Linked DNA regions of Homo sapiens: region 2 is linked to region 1. A link is an interaction called in ENCODE POLR2A ChIA-PET data of the cell type or tissue named here. Cell type or tissue: Panc1. All regions are shown on one strand. Each heading gives the region's core, and the rest is flanking DNA. Links, peaks and the distances in the headings are about the cores only.

Region 1 (11,936 bases), core at 1,735-9,734:
AGGCTGAAAACGGGGCCCAGGGCTGGGGCCTCCGCAAGGCTGCCCCCTCCCCTGAAAGAACCCAAGAGTGGGGCCACTCTACCCTTGGACCAACAGATCCACTCCCCCTTAGCCTGGTGGCCCTGAAATTCGGGGCACAACACTGCGGCGGATGTGGGATCAGCCAAGCCTGTCCCTTTTGTGCTGGGACACTGTAGCCTACACTGTGGTCTCATACTCCAGCAGCTCCTGGGAAGTCCCCACACTCCGGTACTGCAACCGGGGCGTGGCAGGTGAGGAGTACTCCAGTGCCAGGATGGTCTTCCGGAGCCGGCGGTCAATAAAATGAGCATCCCAGGCCGGGTACTTCTTGCGAGGCAAGTCAATCCGGATGACAGGCCCCTCTGTCCGCAAGGTGCGGGCCACTGGTGTGGGAGGCAAGCCAGGCCGCACCTGGAAGACAGGTGGGGTGGGGGTCCCTGCACGCTCTCCCGCCGAGGCCCCATCCCGCTCAGCACCTGTAGTCCTTGGCAGGGACCTGGGGGGACTCGTGATGGCGTCAGCGGGTGGGCCACAGGGCTCTGAGGCCTTACGGAAGATGCAACCAGGTGCCTGGGGACCCAGCATGGGCCCATTGGGGTGCAGGAGACAGTAGTAGACACACATGAAGAATATGCCCAGCGCAAAGCTGGAGGCCACTACGCAGACCATGATGAGCGAGTAGAAGTCGGTTGAGAAGTTGCGGCTGGAGTACCAGAAGCCGGTGAGCGCGGCGTTCTCCAGCAGGACGATGCAGTGGTAGAGGGTCATGCGGCGGCGGCTGCGGCCCTCCTTGACGTTGAACCAGCAGAAGATGTAGATGATGCCCACGACCATGTTGTAGATGATCTCCTCCCACTTGGACATGCAGAAGTCCGTCTCCCCTTGGATGACCCAGAAGGTCATGACGCACCAGTGGGCCACGATGAAGATGCCAAAATAGAGCTTGTAGACGCTGGCGAAGAGCGCGAAGGCCAGGCCGCGGGCGGCAATGCTGAACAGGTGCCACAGCACCTGTGCCACGGCGCCCTTGTAGGACAGCGGCCGCTTGTCGTCCCGCGAGTCCCGCAGCACCTTCTGGTAGGAGGCCAGCGTCCAGGCCAGAGACACGAGGGAGGCGGAGGTGGAGAGGGCTGTGGAGACAGGGCAGGGGCGGGGTGGGCTGGGTTAGGGGCGGGCTCGGGTTGGGGTCTGGGGAGAGGCGGAGGGTTCTGGGTCAGGAGCTGGGTTTTGAAGAGGCGTGAGGAAAGGAGCTGTGGATCAGCAGGGGTGTGGGGAAGGTCTGGGAGGTGGGGAGCTTCAAGAGCCATGAAGAGGTGTGGTGAGGGTGCACGGGACTGGGTACTTCTGTAGGGTGGGAGCATAAAGGGAGACGAAGATGGGGGTTTGGCCTCCATCTAGGACTCTGGTGTGGGGCTGTTAGGATTCAGGGGTCTTGGTGGGAGGGTGGGAAATGAGGGTCCGGGACTCTGGGAGTGGAAGAGGAGGTGAAGAGGAGGTCATGATTAGGGTGTGGAGCTGCCAGGAGGGGGCCATTAGAAGTCGTGGGCCACCAGGAGGAGGCCGGGCATGGAGAGGAATATCTAGAGCTGAGCTGAGCAGAGCTGAGGGGCGGGGATGGGGAGACCCAAGGTGGGAAGCGTTGTGATTGGGACCCCGTAACTGGGCAAGGGGTCCCCAGGGCCATGAGGGGTGGTGATAGTCTTTTGGGACACTGAGGATGGGTTGGGCAGGGACTAGGTTGGGAGAGCACGGAGTGCTTCAGGGAGACAGGGGGATGCGGTTTTTCTCTGATATTGAGGGGCTCTGTCATTATGGAAGGGGCAAGGTGGGAAATTAACAGGGCCTGTAGGGAGGAGGAGGGGATGGGTGCCAGGACTAGGCCTGGGAGGGCCCCCCGGGGCCCCCCAGTGAAGGGGTAGGCTCTCTGGAAACTGATGGTGATTGGCCAGGTCTATGAGGCAGGGGGTCCCCAGGAGATGCAGGCTGGGATCAGGTTGGGGAAGGAAGTGGGCAGGGGATTCCCCAGAGGGTCTAAGGTGTTTGGGTGGGAGATGGGGTTTGGTTGGCTCTGGCAACGGGGAAGGGAGGAGGGCAGGAGCGCCCAGGGGGGCTGATGGGTGTCGAGGGAGTGGAGGGGCCAGGTCCCTCCTCACTCTGAGTATAAGTGGGCCATCGAAGGGGACGCGGGGGTCTCGAGAGGCCTGGAGGGTGGTGAGGGTAGAAGGGGCAGGCCTCCCTAAACCCTGACTGAGTGAGCCCTGAGCTGGGGTGGGGAAGCCCACAGGGCATCCCCAGGGAGCCTGAAGCAGGGAGAAAGGCCCGGTGGGGTGGTCCCAGGCGCAGAGGGTGAAGGGGCGGGCTCACCCGGCAGCAGGTCGGGCGCGCCACCGCGGTGCACCAGCAGGCTGAGCTGCAGCACTAGCTGCGGCGCGCTGCGCAGGAAGGTCTCCAGCAAGCGCAGCATGCTCACGTCGGCGCTCTCGAACAGCATCTGCCAGTAGAAGTGGCGCCGCAGCCGCTCCCCGCGCCAGCGGCTCTGCAGCCCCAGGTACAGGGCGCGCAGGTACCTGCGGGAAGGACGCGGTGCTCAGGCTCCCGCGCGCTGGTTCCTCTCGCTCTGTCGCACCAGCCCCGAGCCGCCCACAGGCGCAGGGGGCAAGTCACTCCCTACGCTGAGCCTGTTTCCTCAGCTGTGAAATGGGCATTTCGAAAGGATCACCTTATGAGGCTGCTGTTGAGGAGCACTGAATGGACTCATTAGCTTAGAGAGAGGACTGGCACTAAGTAAATAAAGCCTTTAATACAACAGCGGTATCGCCCTTATTCCTATAACGGTTGGGGCGTGCTTTCTTTGGAGGGTTACTGACACCTTGGAGTGCGCTGAGCTTACAATAGCCCTGTTACCCGACCCTTACTTTGTTTTATTTTAGAGATGGGGTCTCATTCTGTCACCCAGGCTGGAGTGCAGTGGTGCGATCTTAGCTCACAGCAACTTCAAACTCCTGGGCTCAAGGAATCTTCCCGACTCAGCCTCCTAAGTAGCTGGGACTGCAGGCATGTACCACTACACCAGGCTAATTTTTAAATTTTTTTCTGGCTATGTTGCCCAGGCTGGTCTTGAACTCCTGGCCTCATCTCAAGTGATCATCCTGCTTTGGCCTCCCAGGGTGCTAGGAATACAAGCATGAGCCACCGCACACGGCCCAATTCCCATTTTGTAGGTGAGCAAACTGAGACCCAGAGAGATATGTCATTTATCCAAGGTCACACAGCTAGGAAGCAGTAGAACCAGGACACAAACCCAGCCATTCTGGCCTCAGGGCCGGCACTCTAACCATTAGACAACACTGCCTCTGACTGTAAACCATAAAAAGTTTTGCTCACATAGGTTCCTTCCAGGAACAGTCCCTACTGCCTGGTGCCAGCCCCGGTTCTGTTGCCACCAGCAGCTCCCTGGCCTGTTCCCTTCTCAGTGCCCAGATGAGGTGAGATCCTCACAGCTCAGTGCCCAGCTCTCACCCCAGGGTGCAAGGAAGGTGCTCACAGACACTTTTCCTTGGCATCTGAAACTGCTGCTTCCTCTCATGCCACTTCTCCCAACAAACTCCGGCTCTTCTTGGCCACTCTGCACAGGTCACAGAGCCAGAGCTCACAATGTTCTCCCTCCTTGCTGAGGAATTGTACCTATTGTTTCCTCTCCCTAAAACACCCTGCCCTATCCCCTAACCCCATCCCGGCCCCAACCCGGGATGACTCTTGCTTTTCTTCCAAGGCTCAGCTTTTGAACACAATTTTGTCCATAAAGCTTCCGCTGACCACCTTCCACCTAGGGTAAGGGCCTCTCCCAGGCTTCCGTCTAATCTAGCTAGCACTTGTCACAGTGGGTTGTAACTGCCTGGTTATGTGCACATCTCCCCCATGCTGTGAGTACCTGGAGAATGACTAGGCTGGCTTGCTAAGTGCTGCATCCTCAGTTCTTAGCACACAGTAGGTGCTTAATCTATATGGGCTGAATGAATGAAAGTGTGCTTAATCTATATGGGCTGAATGAATGAAACACGACTGCAGGCTTGTTGAACTGAATGGAACTCTAGTAACCCTATAGGGGGTATAGAAGGGACTCTGAAGTCCTGAGATCAATCCCACTTTGCTTCTAATTTACTGTGTGATCTTGAGCAAGACCCTCTCTGAGCCCTAGTTAATCCCTCCCAAAGTGGCGGTGAGGATTAAATGAATGAAAAGAAACTTTGCACACTATGAAGTACAGTGCCCATGTAGGGTGAGAGGGGAACTCTCCACACAGATCTCTGGGTCTGATTTCCCTTCTGCCCTGGTTCCTTGCCCAGAAGCTCTACTCCTGCAGCTACAGACCCTGCCACCTTCCCAGCGCCCCCTACTCCCGCCGGCTCCCCAAACTCTCTGATTCACGGGGCAGGCACACTCTTTGCTGCAAACCAGAGGACTCTTCCAAAAGTGGCTTTCCCAGGAAACTGGGGGTGGTGTGTGTGTGTATGTGTATGTGTGTGTGTGTGTGTGTGTGTGTGTGGAGGGGGAACCCTTACACAGATTCTCTGACCCCGCTGCCTGGATCTGAAACTGGGGAGCCAGAGATTTGGGGTCTATTCCCAGGGTGAAGCGCTGGCATTTCCAGGATGTTGTTTGGGAACCAGGGGACTCACTCTATTCACAGCCCAAGGGAGGAAGTCACAGTTCTCCCTGGATGTGGGGCCAGCTGATACCAAATTTCCTCAAATGAGTATACTGGTCTTACCAGCTGTGTGGCCCTCTCAAAGCCTCAGTTTCTCCATCTGCCAATGAAAGGGATGAGTTTGATGACTCTGGAGATCCTTTCAGAGTGAATATTCTGGGACTCTCTCTGCAAAATGAGGCCAGGAACATCCCATTTAGGACCCTCCTCCCCATCCCTGGGTCATCCTGGCATCAGTCTATGGCATAAACACACCATCAACATAACACATGACAGGATTGGCAGCCAGGATGGGTAAGGGGGCTGTTCCCTCAGAAGCTGACTCTGGAAATGCAAAGCCCCCTCTGTCCAACTCTCCTGTGCCATGCTGGAATTCCTTCAGTCATTTCCAGCCTGGTGTATCTATACCCACTGCTCACACGCTGCCCAGGACAGGGACCTCAGCCTGCTGCATCTACACTCACTGCTCACACGCTCCCCAGGACAGGGACCTCAGCTTCTGAGCAGCTCCAGGTCTGGATTGTATTTCTTCTGATAAGCAGAAATTTGTCTCCCTGTATCTTCCATTTTCTGGACTCCTGCTTACCCCACACATAAGGATCCCTGCAGCCAGAATGATTCATTCATGTAGCAGGTGGATTCTGACCACCTGCTCTGTGCCAGGCTGTGTGCCCATATGTATCTCCCAGTCCCATGGAAGAGAGACAAGATAGGAAGTGAAATAATGCTATAAGATGCCTTGGAAGGAAGAAACATTTGATCTCAGTTTTTTTGTTTGTTTTTGTTTTTGTTTTGTTTTGTTTTGTTTTGAGACAGAGTTTCGCTCTTGTTGCCCAGGCTGGAGTGCAGTGGTGTGATCTCGGCTCACCACAACCTCCGCTTCCAGAGTTCAAGCGATTCTCCTGCCTCAGCCTCCCGAGTAGCTGGGATTACAGGCATACGCCATCATGCCTGGCTAATTTTGTATTTTTAGTAGAGACGGGGTTTCTCCATGTTGGTCAGGCTTGTCTCAAACTCCTGACCTTAGGTGATCCACCCGCCTCAGCCTCCCAAAGTGCTGGGATAACAGGTGTGGGCCACCACGCCTGGCCTGATCTCAGTTTTAAAGCATGGGTTGGCATCTGAAGGCACACAAGAGATGGAAGGTCATTCCAGGTGGGAGAATCAGCTGAAGCAAAGGCTCAGAGGCCTGAAAGAATTTGGCATTTTAGGGGAATGGCCAGAGGTTTGCTGGGCCTGGACAAGGGGTTTTAATGGGCAGGGACATAAGGAGACTAGAATTGTGAAGGGCATGAAATTCTGGACTGAAGAGTTCAGATTTTATTCTCTATCTGAATGCCATCCCAGAATCAGGGGTGATGAGCTTGGCTCAGTGGCTTAGAAAGCTTGCTGTGGAGGCTGGCTTGGAGGAAAGCCAGGAGAGGATGGGGTTTGGTCCAGGTCTGAAATTACAGGGCTGAGCTAAGGCATGGGATACAGGAAGGGCAGAGAGAGATCTGGAGATGGCCAGAGGTGGGGGCTGGGGGAGAAACCAAGATGGCCCTTAGAACTTCTGAGGGCCTAGAACACAGGCCGTCTTTCCTAGCCTCCATCCCCACTGCCGCCACATTCCCTTCCCCTTCCCATGGCTCTGGCTTTGACTAGGAAGGAGAGACCAGCTGGTCCAATGTGAAGGGGCCTGGGGAGTTGGGGGAAGGTGACACCCTGGAAGTTTCTCTCAGGCTGGAAGACCATCTGTTTCCGGGCCCGGGTCAGCATGAGAGAGGCCCTGGCCCCTGGCCAGCATCCATCACTACCTGACGGGCCACCTGCCCACCTCCCTGCCCACTCCTGCCCCCTCCTCTGCCAGCTCCTAGCTAACCACAGACAAAGGGCTCACACAGCCCAGGGCCACAGTGGGCAGGAGCAGGGATGGAGGAAGAGAAGAGAGGAGGGCTCTGAGTACCAGGAATGTGGGGTCAGTGGGGAGTGTGGAAAGACCACACTGTGGTCTGGGGATAAAAGGCCTGGGTTCTGCCTCGCTCTGCCCCTTTTGGCAACAGGAGCAAAACTGTGGCTGTTCCTTCCAGCCAGCACGAAAAGCTCTCTGCCAAGGGCCTGTGAGATTTTCATGGGCCTAGGGAAATGTTTGAAGCCTGAAAAAAAAAAATTGGCTCCAAAACACAGGGAAAAACTACAGAATCAAAATTAATAAATGTTTAATTAAATGTGTGCAAAACAGAACATGATGTCAGCCAGTCAACTACAATTTGGCTTTTATCTAGTCATATATAATTTACATGGGATGTTTGATGTAGCTGCATTTTAATATGCTTGATAGATGTGGTGCCCACAAAGGTCTTAAAACAGTCCTGCCCAGGACATGCAACCTAATTTCCCTGGCCCTCAGTTTCCCTTCTCTAAAATGGGAATGGCACTTGCCATTCTGCTTACACATAGCCACTGGGGTAAGGATGAGGGAGGAAAGGTAGCAATGGCTGGCATGTGGGTTTGATTCCCAGCCCTGTCCCAGACCTGCTGTGTGACCTTGGGTAGTCTCTCCACTTCTCTGAGCTTTATTTTCCTCCTTGTTGTGAGCATTAAATGAGTGTGATGGGGCAGGGTGCAGTGGCTCACACCTGTAATCCCAACACTTTGGGAGGCCGAGGTAGGTGGATCTCTTGAACCGGGGAGTTTGAGACCAGTCTGGGCAACACAGTGAGTCCCTGTTTCCACACACACACACACACACACACACACACACACACGCAATGAATTTAAAAATAGTTTATAAACTATAAAGGGTGTCCATAGAGGGAGTAGCATACACTGGGCAGGGGCCGCTGGCTCCTCCTCACCACCAGGCAACCTCTCTTGAAACCTCCTCTAGGAAGTCCACCCTATCCCACATCCCACTCTATTTGAAATGAAGTTGAAAGAAGCTGATCTTCACCCAAGGGAAGAACACCACACCTCAGGGAAGGGAATCCAGATTGGGGGTGGTGTACATCTGATCTTCTCCAAAATTATCCCCAGGCCAGGTGTGGCGGCTCATGCCTGGAATCCCAACATTTTGGGAGGCCAAGGCGGGAGGATCACTTGAGCCCAGGAGTTCAAGACCAGCCTGGGCATCACAGAGAAACCCCATCTCTACAAAACATTTAAAAATTGGCCGATGTGGTGGCGTGTGCCTGTAGTCCCAGCTACTCAGGAGGCTGAGGTGGGAAGATCACTTGAGTCCAGGAGTTCGAGGCTGCAGTCAGCCATGACTGCACCACTGCACTCCAGCCTGGGTGACAGGGTGAGAGTCCATCACTAAAAAACAACAAAATCCCCAGTCTGTCCATGTCTCCTCTGCTACCACCTGTGCAGGCCACAGTCATCTTGCCTGGGTGACCACGTCAGCCTTCTGTGTGGCTGCCCGCATCCACTCCTGCCTCCCTACAGTCCATTCTCCACATGGCAACCAGCAGGATATTTTTAAAACCTGTCAGATCATGTCATTCCCCTTCTCAAAGCCTTCCAAGGGCCTCCCATCACACTTGGAATAAAACCCACGCTTCTCCCCTCGGCGTGCAGGCCCTAAACCATCTGGCCCTGCCTGTTTCTCTCACCTCATCTCAAACCACTGTCCCACTTGTTCCTGACACTCCAGATGCGCTGGGGGGGGGGTGTCCTAAAACTCAGCCAGACTTGTCCCTGGCTCAGGACGTCTGCACTTGCTCTGCCTGGAATACCCCTTTCCCAGATCCTCCCATGGCTGGCTCCTCATCAGCTCACACCTTCTCAGAGAGGCCTCCCAGGCCACCCTTGCCAACTCACTCTAGTCTACCACACCCCCTGTCTTATTTTCATCTTAACCTACACTATGAAATCACCGTTTATTTATTTATTTTCCATTCTCCCACTGTGAATCCATGAGGGCAGGGATCTCGTCTGTCTTGATCACCCCTGTGTCCCCAGCATCAGTGCCTGTAGAATAGGCACTGATGCATTATTGAGTAGGCACTGACTATTTGCTGAATGAATACATGTGAGTATCTGTGTGCATCTCCCTCCTGACCTTACAGGGCTCTGGGGTTTCTCTGCTTGAAGTTGCAAAGAGCCAGGACACCTCACAGGCTCCTCCTGCCCTCGCTGACTCATTCTTGACCTTCTTCCTACAGGAAGCCCTCTCTGATGCCCCTCTAGCCCAGTTAGGCCTCACTTTCTCTAACAGCTCTCAGGCTTGAACTGCGTGAAGCCTGAAGTGAGCCAGACACTGTAGTCCATGCTGTTAACCTAACACGCAACTTCTGCTGTCCCCATTTCATAGATGAGGAAACAGAGGCCCTCAGTCTATTTGGAATCTAACTTACTGACCCCCAGTCTTGTGCTCAGAGAAGAAGCTTGTCCGGGAAGAAACTGGAAGAGCAGATGAGTGTACATCTCAAAAGTGTACAAGTGGGAGCAAAAAGGCCACACCTAGAGAGAAGAGTAGAAGCTAGAGTATGAAATCCCTCCTGTCAGGGACCCAAAAACCTGTCTCTTCTGAACCCCACTGCCTCTGTGAACAGGTGGCAGGATCGAGAAATGAATAGGAGCTCATTCCCTTCTCCCCAGGCCCATCCTACCCTCCTCACGGGAAATTTCCAGTGTCCCCCAGTCCCCCAGAGTTTGGGGGCTGCTCTCTAATGGGCAGGAGGGGAAAAGGACGAGGGGATCCCATGTTCTTGAGAAGCCAGGAAGCTTCTGGCAACGTCTGCATCACCCCATCTCTCTCCTGTTCTTCGTTCCTGAGTCACCCCAAGTCTCTGGTTCTAGGTCAGAGTTTCTGGCCTGCACCTCAGTCCATTCAGACAGTCAAACCTGGGCCCAAGCCTGGACCCATCCCTTTGACCTCAGATCCTGAGTCATTGTCTCTGTCTGTGGCTCAGATCAGCCTGTCTATTGTGTCTGTCCCTTGAATGCAGGGCTAGCCTATTTACCATTCCTGCATTTCTGTCAGGAGTCTGTTAGTCAGTCAGTCTCGCCCTGGAATCCTGGCTCAGTCCCTGGCTCAGTTCCAAAATCCTGGAATCCTGTCCCTTGGACTGTGGGTCACATAGTCTCTCAGATACTATGTCCTATTGGTCTGACCCTGTGATCCTGGGTCAGCCTGTCTGCCTGCCCTTAGAGGCCAGGAGCTTCAGTCTCTGTCCCCTGGATGCCAGACAGCCTGTCTATCCTGTGAATACGAGGTCTGCTTTTCTGTCTGTCTTGATACTGGGTCCACTTGGTGATCTGTCTCTCTGTGTCTTGAATGCTGGATCTGTTTGGTGGTCTGTCTGTCTGTCTGTGTCTTAATACTGGGTCCTCTTGGAGGTCTGTGTGTCTGTGTCTTGATACTGGGGCCGCTTTGTGGTCTGTCTGTCTGTGTCTTGGATGCTGGGTCTGTTTGGTGGTCTGTCTGTCTGTGTCTTGGATGCTGGGTCTACTTGGTGGACTGTCTGTGCCTTGGATACTGGGTCTGCTTGGTGGTCTGTCTGTCTGTGTCTTGGATGCTGGGTCTACTTGGTGGTCTGTCTGTGCCTTGGATACTGGGTCTGCTTGGTGGTCTGTCTGTCTGTGTCTTGGATGCTGGGTCTGCTTGGTGGTCTGTCTGTGCCTTGGATACTGGATCTGTTTGGTGGTCTGTCTGTCTGTGTCTTGGATGCTGGGTCTGCTTGGTGGTCTGTTTGTCTGTCTGTGTCTTAATACTGGGTCCTCTTGGAGGTCTGTGTGTCTGTGTCTTGATACTGGGCCCGCTTTGAGGTCTGTTGTCTGTGTCTTGGATGCTGGGTCTGTTTGGTGGTCTGTCTGTCTGTGTCTTGGATGCTGGGTCTACTTGGTGGTCTGTCTGTGCCTTGGATACTGGATCTGTTTGGTGGTCTGTCTGTCTGTGTCTTGGATGCTGGGTCTGCTTGGTGGTCTGTCTGTCTGTGCCTTGGATACTGGATCTGTTTAGCGGTCTGTCTGTCTGCTGTGCCTTGGATGCTGGGTCTGCTTGGTCGTCTGTTTGTCTGTGTCTTGGATGCTGGGTCGGCTTGGTGGTCTGTCTGTCTGTCTGTCTGTGTCTTGGATACTGGATCTGTTTGGTGGTCTGTCTGTCTGTGTCTTGGATGCTGGGTCTGCTTGGTTGTCTCTCTGTCTGTCTGTCTGTCTGTGTCTTGGATGCTGGGTCTGCTTGGTGGTCTGTCTGTGTCTTGGATGCTGGGTCTACTTGGTGGTCTGTCTGTGCCTTGGATACTGGATCCGTTTGGTGGTCTGTCTGTCTGTGTCTTGGATGCTTGGTCTGTTTGGTGGTCTGTCTGTCTGTGTCTTGGATGTTGGATCTGTTTGGTGGTCTGTCTGTCTGTGTCTCAGATGCTGGGTCTGCTTGGTGGTCTGTCTGTCTGTGTCTTGGATGCTGGGTCTGCTTGGTGGTCTGTCTGTCTGTGCCTTGGATACTGGATCTGTTTAGTGGTCTGTCTGTCTGTCTGTGTCTTGGATGCTGGGTGTGCTTGGTGGTCTGTCTGTCTGTCTGTGCCTTGGATGCTGGATCTGTTTGGTGGTCTGTCTGTGTCTTGGATGCTTGGTCTGCTTGGTGGTCTGTCTGTCTGTGTCTTGGATGTTGGATCTGTTTGGTGGTCTGTCTGTCTGTGTCTCAGATGCTGGGTCTGCTTGGTGGTCTGTCTGTCTGTGTCTTGGATGCTGGGTCTGCTTGGTGGTCTGTCTGTCTGTGCCTTGGATACTGGATCTGTTTAGTGGTCTGTCTGTCTGTCTGTGTCTTGGATGCTGGGTGTGCTTGGTGGTCTGTCTGTCTGTCTGTCTGTGCCTTGGATGCTGGATCTGTTTGGTGGTCTGTCTGTGTCTTGGATGCTTGGTCTGCTTGGTGGTCTGTCTGTCTGTGTCTTGGATGCTGGGTCTGCTTGGTAGTCTGTCTGTCTGTCTGTCTGTGTCTTGGATGCTGGGTCTGCTTGGTAGTCTGTCTGTCTGTCTGTCTGTCTGTGTCTGGATGCTGGGTCCGCTTGGTGGTCTGTCTGTGTTTTGGATGCTGGGTCTGCTTGGTAGTCTGTCTGTCTGTCTGTCTGTCTGTGTCTGGATGCTGGGTCCGCTTGGTGGTCTGTCTGTGTTTTGGATGCTGGGTCTGCTTGGTAGTCTGTCTGTCTGTCTGTCTGTCTGTCTGTGTCTTGGATGCTGGGTCTGCTTGGTAGTCTGCCTGTCTGTCTGTGTCTTGGATGCTGGGTCT
Region 2 (8,000 bases), core at 1-8,000, 65 kb after region 1:
ACAATCAAAATAAATCCACAGAGAAACAGAACTGATTCACTGCAAAATATTTAGGAGAAAAAGACTTTTCTTAGTTTAGAAATGATGGTAAAAATCACAGAGGAAACCAATGGACAAGTAAACCAATGGACAAGCATGTGAAAATAAAAATGAACAGATGTCAATGCAAAAATTAAAGAATCAGTGACCACAGAAAAGATGTGTAGCAAATGCAATAGTCTGTTTCTGTCACATGAAAATCCCACATGAATTAACAATAAAATGTATGACTGTTTATTTACTAAGTAAAGGATATGGACAGACATAAAAGAGAAAATAAAGCTGGTAGGACCCCATCTGGGAAAAAGCTCAAAGTTCCTAGTAATAGAAGATATATAATTTCAAAGGCACGCAAATGGGGGAAAATGAAAATTGGAAGAAATGCTAATTCTAAGGCAAAATTCTGCTCCCTCATCAAGTCAGTTGCATTTAAAAAATCTTTTCATTTTGAAAACTTCAAAACTCACAGAATATTTGCAAGAATCATATAATGAATGCCCCTATCTGCTTCACCTAGACATGCCCAGTCGTTTCAGAAATGGCTGTTTAAAACAATTGTCCCCAGGACTGGGGAGTTGGGATGAAATGGACCAGTCAATAGGAGGGTAAAAATATTTTATTTTTATTTATTTATTTTTAAGATAGAGTCTTGCTCTGTTGCTCAGGCTGGAGTGCAGTGGCACAATCTTGGCTCACTGCAACCTCCACCTCCCGGGTTCAAGTGATTCTCCTACCTCAGCCTCCCGAGTAGCTGGGATTACAGGCGCCTGCCACCATGCCTGGCTAATTTTTGTATTTTTAGTAGAGATCAGGTTTCACCATATTGGTCAGGCTGGTCTCAAGCTCCTGACCTCAAGTGATCTGACCGCCTCAGCTCCCAAAGTGCTAGGATTACAGGCGTGAGCCACCACACCCAGTGAGGGTAAAAAGATAAAAGGACTCTTCTGGGAAGCAATCTGGCCAGATGGGCTTGACTCAGTATTTACATCTTTGTGACACCATCCAAAGGAAAAATCTTAATACTGTAAAAGGTTTATGAAGAAATATGTTCCTTTGCAGCATTATGTGTCACTATAGCAAGAAATTGAATACTTCCCAAATGCCTGCAGCATGGGGGATTAGAAAACCAGGAAACCTACTCAGTGGAATATTTTCATTAATGAAAAAAAAAAAGTCTACAAGGAAAATACTGCTGATAATGTTTAGTGCAAGAAAATGTTGTATTTATACAATGGGATCATTTATATATAAAAGGTGAATGACAACAAAATTCCCTACAAATGAGCCTGGAAGGAAATACACCAAAATAGTAAGAAGTTTCTGCTAGAAAATATGCCTAGAGAAGGTTTCTCTTTCTTTTTGCACTGTTCTGAATATTCTGATTTGATTTTCATGAGCTATACCACTTTTATTATAAAACTATATCCTTTCAATGTTTTATTATTTTATTATTAGAGTAAGGCCTATCCATTGTAGAAACAATTCATAATAGACATGTATAAAGTTTAAAATAAATGTTTCCTGACCTGGTTCTAATTCTCTGCAGTTTTCAGAGTTAATAGATTAGTGAGGCTGGGCACGGTGGCTCACGCCTGTAATCCCAGCACCTTGGAAGATCAAGGTGGGAGGATTCAAACTGTTGAATCAAGGTCACACTCTTGAGCCTAGGAGTTTGAGACCAGCCTGGGCAACATAGCGAGAACTCATTGCTACAAAAAACAAGTTAGCCAGGCACAGTGGCATGTGCCTGTGGTCTCAGCTGCACAGGAGGCTGAGGTGGGAGGATCACTTGAGCCCAGGAGTTCAAGGCTGCAAAGAGCTGTGATCCCACCACTGTACTCGATCGGGGGCAACAGAGAAGGAAACTGTCAATCAATCAATCACTAAGATAGACTGGTGAATCACGAACATCCTTTCATACTTTTTCTTAAACATAAACATTCTTCCTTAAAGGCAAAAATGGGAACATGAATATACCAGGTTCTCCATCTTACATTTTGTTTTTCACTTAATCATCTGTTTTAGATATCTTTCTATGTCATGATATTTTGACCTATCTCATTGCTTTCAACAGATGCACAAGATCACATAGATGCTTTATCATTCATTTCACCATCCCTCAAGGGAGATTTAAGGGATCAAGGGTGATGACTGTATACTATTATATACAGTGTTTCAATGAATATTTTTGTATTTAGTGTATGTATAGATATACTATATGCAAATATATATTTGAATAATTATGTATAAACTATATATATTATATATAATGAAGTCAGGTTAAAAATGTTTATTATTTTGTGATCCAAAATTATTTTAAAAGTTAGTATGTAATATCTGATGCGAATGTGGTAAAATATTAATCTGTTAAATCTGGATGGTAAATGCATGGGTTGTTATAGTCCTTCCTGCAGTTTTCTATTTATAGAAAATTATTTTCTATTAATATTTCAAGATTAAACATTTAAAACAATATAAAAGAAGGGGTGGAAAATGTGTATTTACTCACTGTGAAAACAGCAAAGCCTCATTAACTAGAAACTAGCCCCGGGAGAGGGCTTGATTTGTTTAAAAAGTCCCCATGATGCCCAGAGCTGTGCAAACATTTTTAAGTGGGAGAGGAGGACCACTAACATTTACTGAGAGGTCACTCTGGGCCAGCCACTGTTCTAACTGCTTTACATGTATTATTTAACTTTAGTTAAAAAAAAAAAAAAGTAGGTGGCAATTAAACTAAACTCGATGACTTGCATATGATAAATGCTTGTTAGAATTACAAAATAAAATGAACGTACTGGAAGTGCTGACGTTGGCAAAATAGAAAAAAACAAATTGCAAAAAATACTCAGAAAGGTCTAATCGCAGTTTCACATGCAGGCAATGCACATGCATCACCTTGGACACGCACTCAACTGAATGGGGAAATTAATGCAGAGAGATGCAAATGGGCTAAAAGCATTGGCTGGGTTGTCCACACCCGAAGCTGGGGAGCGTCACCCCCATTTCCATCTTTCCCATGTGCAAGTCATCTGGTCCCGCCCATTTGCCTCCAAAATATTGCTGGATTGTCTACCTCTTTTCTTCTGAGGCTCAGGCCTAAAGATCTTTAAAACTTCTTTTGATGTGTCTATTTTGACCAGATAATACATTCACATGGCTCAAAAGTTAAAATGCACAAAATGTGTGTAAGGAAACATCTCCTTTCTACCTCTGTATCCACTAACATTTCTCTTCCCAAAGGCAACATCTATTTCCAGTTTCTTTTTTTTTTTTTTTTTTTTTTTTGAGACAGAGTCTTATTTTGTCACCCAGGCTGGAGTGCAATGGCGTGATCTCGGTTCACTGCAAACTCCGCCTCCCAGGTTCAAGGGATTCTCATGCCTCAGCCTCCCTAGTAGCTAGGATTACAGGCAGATGCCACAATGCCCAACTAATTTTGTACTTTTAGTGGAAATGGGATTTCACCATGTTGGTCAGGCTGGTCTCCAACTCTTGGCCTCAGGTGATCCACCTGCCTTGGCCTCCCAAAGTGCTGGGATTACAGGTGTGAGCCGCTGCACCCAGCTTCTTGTCTGTTCTTCCAGAGTTGTCTATGTACAGATAAGCAAACATATATATATAGACAGAGAGAGAGAGATTTTTTTTTTTTTTGACATACAGTCTTGCTCTGTCACCTGGACTGGCATACAGGGGCAAAATCACAGCTCACTGCAGCCTGGAACTCCTGGGCTCAAGTGATCCTCCCACCTCACTTGAGTGGGTAGCTGGGAGTACAGGCATGTGACACCACATCTGGCTAATTTATTTTTATTTTTATTTTTTTCATAGAGACAGGATCTCACTATGTTGCCCAGGCTGGTCTTGAACTCCTGGCCTCAAGTGATCCTTCTGCCTCAGCCTCCAAAGTGCTGGAATTACAGGTGTGAGCCACCACATCTGACCAGATATAATTTTTAACATGAACGAGAACATACTTTCAAACACTGTTCTAGACATGCTTTGTTTTTTCCCAATTAACAATATATCTTGGAAATTGTTTCATATCAGTACATAAAGCACTTTCCCCATTCCTTTTTAACAGCTTCATAGTATTCCACTGTATAAAGGAGCCATTCATTTCAATGTTCCCTATTTTTTTCTCTCACAAACAAGGCTGTGCAGTGAATGACCTTGAAGCCTGTCTTGTCTTATACCGCAGATGTACTTGTAAGATGATAAAATCCCAGAAGAGGAATTGCTGGGTCACAGGGCATGTGTGCATTTGTCTTTTAACAGATCTTTGCTAGATTGTCTTCAAAGGAGTCATACCAATCAATTTACAATCCCGCCAGCAACGTATGTATTCTCCCAGCCTCGCCAGGACACTGTGTTATCAAATTTTTGGTCTCTGCCAATCGGATGGGTGAAAATAGCATTGTACTTGAATGAATGAGTGAGCCAATGACTAGGCACTGAAGAAAGAGGCACATAAAAGGATGCAAATGTTCTCCAAAGGGGCTAAAACTGTCCGACCCTAGGAATATAAGTAAATGTGAATGTTAGGCATAGCACCAAAACTATCATCAGGCAGAGCAGCTTGCAGTGAGCTGCTCTGAGCAGAGTTGGCCTCTCCCATGGAATCACCCCCACAAAACTGGAAGCTCCCGGAGGGAAGGGACCAGACCTATCTCATACCCTGTCTCCTGTGCCCAGACCACAGCAGGCATTCAGCAAACACCTGTGGGACAAAGGAGTTCACTTGGGACTGGCCAGAGTGTGGGAAGGGGTAGGTGTGTCGGGGGTGGTTAGCCAGGATCCCAGGATACACTGGTCATCAATGCTGTTCAGTGTGAAGCGGGTGTTGGAGAATCGGGCAAAGCCATCCCGGTAGAGCCAGGCCCGCAGCGGGATGTACTAAGGCAGAGGTGGGAAGAGAGAGAGAGAAGGGAAAGGGAATATATACAGGCACTCTCACACCGCCTAGCTCTTGCACCTACCGTTTCCTCCACCCGGAGTGCCCTTATGTCTTTCCCAAATCATCCTTCAGGCACCTGCTTTTACACCAGGCTTCTTTGATTCTATCCCCTCCTTTCCCCAGGTGGAGGGGGATACAGAAGGAAATAAAATGAAGGTGAAGTCCAGGAGAACAGGGGTGGAGTCTGTCTTGGACACCCCTGTATCCTGTGCCCAGCAAAAAGATTTGAACATTGGCTGGATGAAGGAATGCATGAATGGGTGGAGGGAATATAGCCACTCCCTGGTTAAAAGAGTAGGCTCTGAGGCCAGGCTGCCTGGATTTGAATGCCAGCTCTGCTGCTCACCAACTGTGTGACCTTGGGCAAGGTACACAACCTCTGTATCTGTTCCCTCATTGTAAAGGGAGAATAATAATAGAACCTGCCTCCCTGGGTTATTAGGAGGCCTGAATGAGATAAAACCTGCTAAGTGCCAGGGCCTGGTACTTAGTAGGTGCTCAATAAATGTCTGCTGTGGATGACCGAATGAATAAAGAAGGGCAGAGAGAGGGCAAATCTAGACTTTGGGGCATCTAAGATGGTAAACCTCAGATAAGTCTCCCTGCCCCCACCCTATCCCTAGATGTCCCTCGGGGATCTCCCAGGGAGAGATAAAACCAGACAAGCTCACACAAGGTACCCCCAGGCCTCTTCCCCCCATCTCCCTAGCCCAGCCACCCTTTAACCCCTGCTGGAGGAGGGCCCCCACCTTTGTTACTCACCGACATCACCAGCACATAGACACGCAGGTCAAACTTGCGGCCTGTCAGGCAAGGAAAAAATTAATTTGTGCAACAAATATTGATCGTCAGACATTGTGCTAGGTTTTGGGAAAATAGCAGTGGACAGACAGGAAACCCCGCCTTCATGAAGCTCCTGCTGAAACTACACAAGGGGCTAGGCGCGGTGCCTCATGCCTGTGATCCCAACACTTTGGGAGGCTGAGGCAGGAGGATCGCTTGAGGCCAGGAATCCAAGACCAGCCTGAGCAACATAGTGAGACTCTGTGTCTACAAAAAAATTAGCCTCGCATGGTGGTGCACATCTGTAGTCTCAGCTACTCTGGAGATTGAGGCAGGAGGATCGCTTGAGCCCAGGAGATGGAGGCTGCATGAGCTATGATCGTGACCCTGCACTCCAGCCTGAGTGACAGAGCAAGACATGGTCTCAAAAAAACACAACAAAAAAAACGCACAAGGTATAAAGAGAGAATAATGGGAGGTGGGGGAGGGGTGCGTGGGGGTCAACTTGGGGGAAAGTCTTGAAACTCAGTGGTCAAAGACCCCCATGGGGAGTGGTGACCTTCATGGAGACAAGGTGCCTGCCCAGCCCAGAGTGGTGCAGGATCTTGGGCAGAAGGAACTGCGAGAACAGTCTGGAGGGGGAAAGAGCTTGGGCCAAGGGCAGAGTGGAAGGAGATGAGGTCAGTTAGGCTGGCAGAGGTCAGGTCCCATGCAGTTTTGGGGTTTTGTCTCACAATCCATGGGAAGCCATGGAAGGGTGTCTCCTCTCTGGCTGCCACGTTGGGGTGGAGTGAAGTGGGCAGAGCAGCGGCAGGCACCAGTGAGGGGGCGGGCGTGGTTGTCTAGGAGGAAGAGGATGGTGGCCAGGCCCGGGGTGGAGGTGAGAGGAATGGCCAGATTCCAGAGCTTGTGGGAGCTTGGTGAGAACCAGATGTGGAAGGGGAAGGGGGACACACCCAGAATGGCTCCTGGCTTCTAGCTGTGTCCCCTAGAGAAGCTGAGGCATGGTGGGGGGATGGGAGGGCAGAATTTGGGATGTGTTGGGTTTGAGTGGTTGGCAGATGCCCAAGACGGATGTCACAGGCTGCTGGACATAAGGATCTGGGGTTCAGGGGCAAGGTCTCGGCTGGGGACAGAAAGCTGGGAGTCACTGGCCTTTGGGTGGTGTTTAAGCCACAGACAGGATGGGGTCACTGTGGGGGAGAGAGGAGAAGAGGCCCAGGGGCTGCCCCCTGGGGAAGGTAATTGCCAGAGGACGTGGGAGGAGACAACTGGCATTAACGCTATTGCAATGATGTCAGGCATGCCTGATGTGCCTGCAGTTCCCAGAGCCCGAGTGAGAAAAGCAGATGTTGGCCCGCCTGGGGAAACCCACCAAGCTTGCGGGGAGGAGGCTGGGTTCCACCTCAGGGCCTTTTGCCCTTGTGATTCCTCCTCCCTGCATTTCTCTCCCTCCAAATCTACCCACAGTGACTCCCAGTTGTCACTCAGGTCTCAGCTCACATGTCCACCTCCTGGCCCCCATGTCACTCTCTGTCCCATTGCCCTGCTTGACTGACTTCATAGCACCCAGCACTGCATGGGACCGTCCTGTGGTTTGTATTCTGGTTTATTGCAGCCTGCTCATCACAGGTGTAAGCTCCAGGAGAGCAGGGTGAGGGGCAGCCAGTATTCAGGGCAGTGCTGCCACCAAGTAGGTGCTTTATAATATTTGTTGGATAAACGCATGAATAAGTTGGTTTTTAAAGGAGGAGAATTTTTCTGAACCAAGAAGGGAGTGGAATGGACATGCCGGGCAGAGGGAACTGTACAGGCAATGGCTAGGAGGTGGGAGACTGCAGAACCCATCTCTTTCCATGCATCCCTTCATGCCTGGTGTCAGGCTGGGCCCTTGGCAGGCTGCTGGTCAAAGCTTGTTGACTGACTGTTTGATGACCATGCAATGGAAGAGCAGGAGCAGACACAGCCATCTCACCTCCTATCAGGTAAGGATTTTCAATGTAACGCTGAGCCACATAGTTCTCCACGGGAATATCATCTTTCTGGTCGTCAGAGCTTCTTGTGTCCTAGTTGTAATAATAATAATAATTGAACATTTATTTATGGAACATTTCCTGTGTACTAGGTATTCTGTTAGACACTACTTTGGGTAGCTCACTGAATCTTTAAATCAACCCTGTCAGGTAAGTACTAATGTTATTTCCATTTCACAGATTAGAAACTG

Evidence for each region. Peaks named below come from ENCODE experiments on the same cell type or tissue, not always from the same donor. Only the 100,000 strongest peaks of a DNase experiment are listed, where the experiment ranks them.
Region 2: POLR2A ChIA-PET joins it to region 1 with 13 read pairs; 2 of 35 experiments call an interaction of 5 or more read pairs at or near these places.

Annotation. Positions count from the first base shown.
Region 1 is chr20:31,985,720-31,997,655 of GRCh38, reverse strand. It overlaps XKR7 (XK related 7), which reads right to left. Exons shown (of 3, transcript NM_001011718.2): 2 at 2,386-2,588; 3 at 1-1,151. The coding sequence ends at 199. Among named protein-coding and RNA genes, the nearest start is that of CCM2L, 19 kb to the left of the region's middle. RefSeq lists enhancers at 7,901-8,734, 8,735-9,569 and a silencer at 9,439-9,639. In Panc1, for the core only: no CTCF peak of the experiment used is centred there; a DNase peak (open chromatin) is centred at 9,725; H3K27ac peaks cover 5,600 bases.
Region 2 is chr20:31,922,805-31,930,804 of GRCh38, reverse strand. It overlaps TTLL9 (tubulin tyrosine ligase like 9), which reads right to left. Exons shown (of 15, transcript NM_001008409.5): 8 at 7,752-7,842; 9 at 5,756-5,796; 10 at 4,714-4,756. Among named protein-coding and RNA genes, the nearest start is that of PDRG1, 25 kb to the left of the region's middle. RefSeq lists an enhancer at 7,034-7,153. In Panc1, for the core only: no CTCF peak of the experiment used is centred there; no DNase peak of the experiment used is centred there; H3K27me3 peaks cover 895 bases.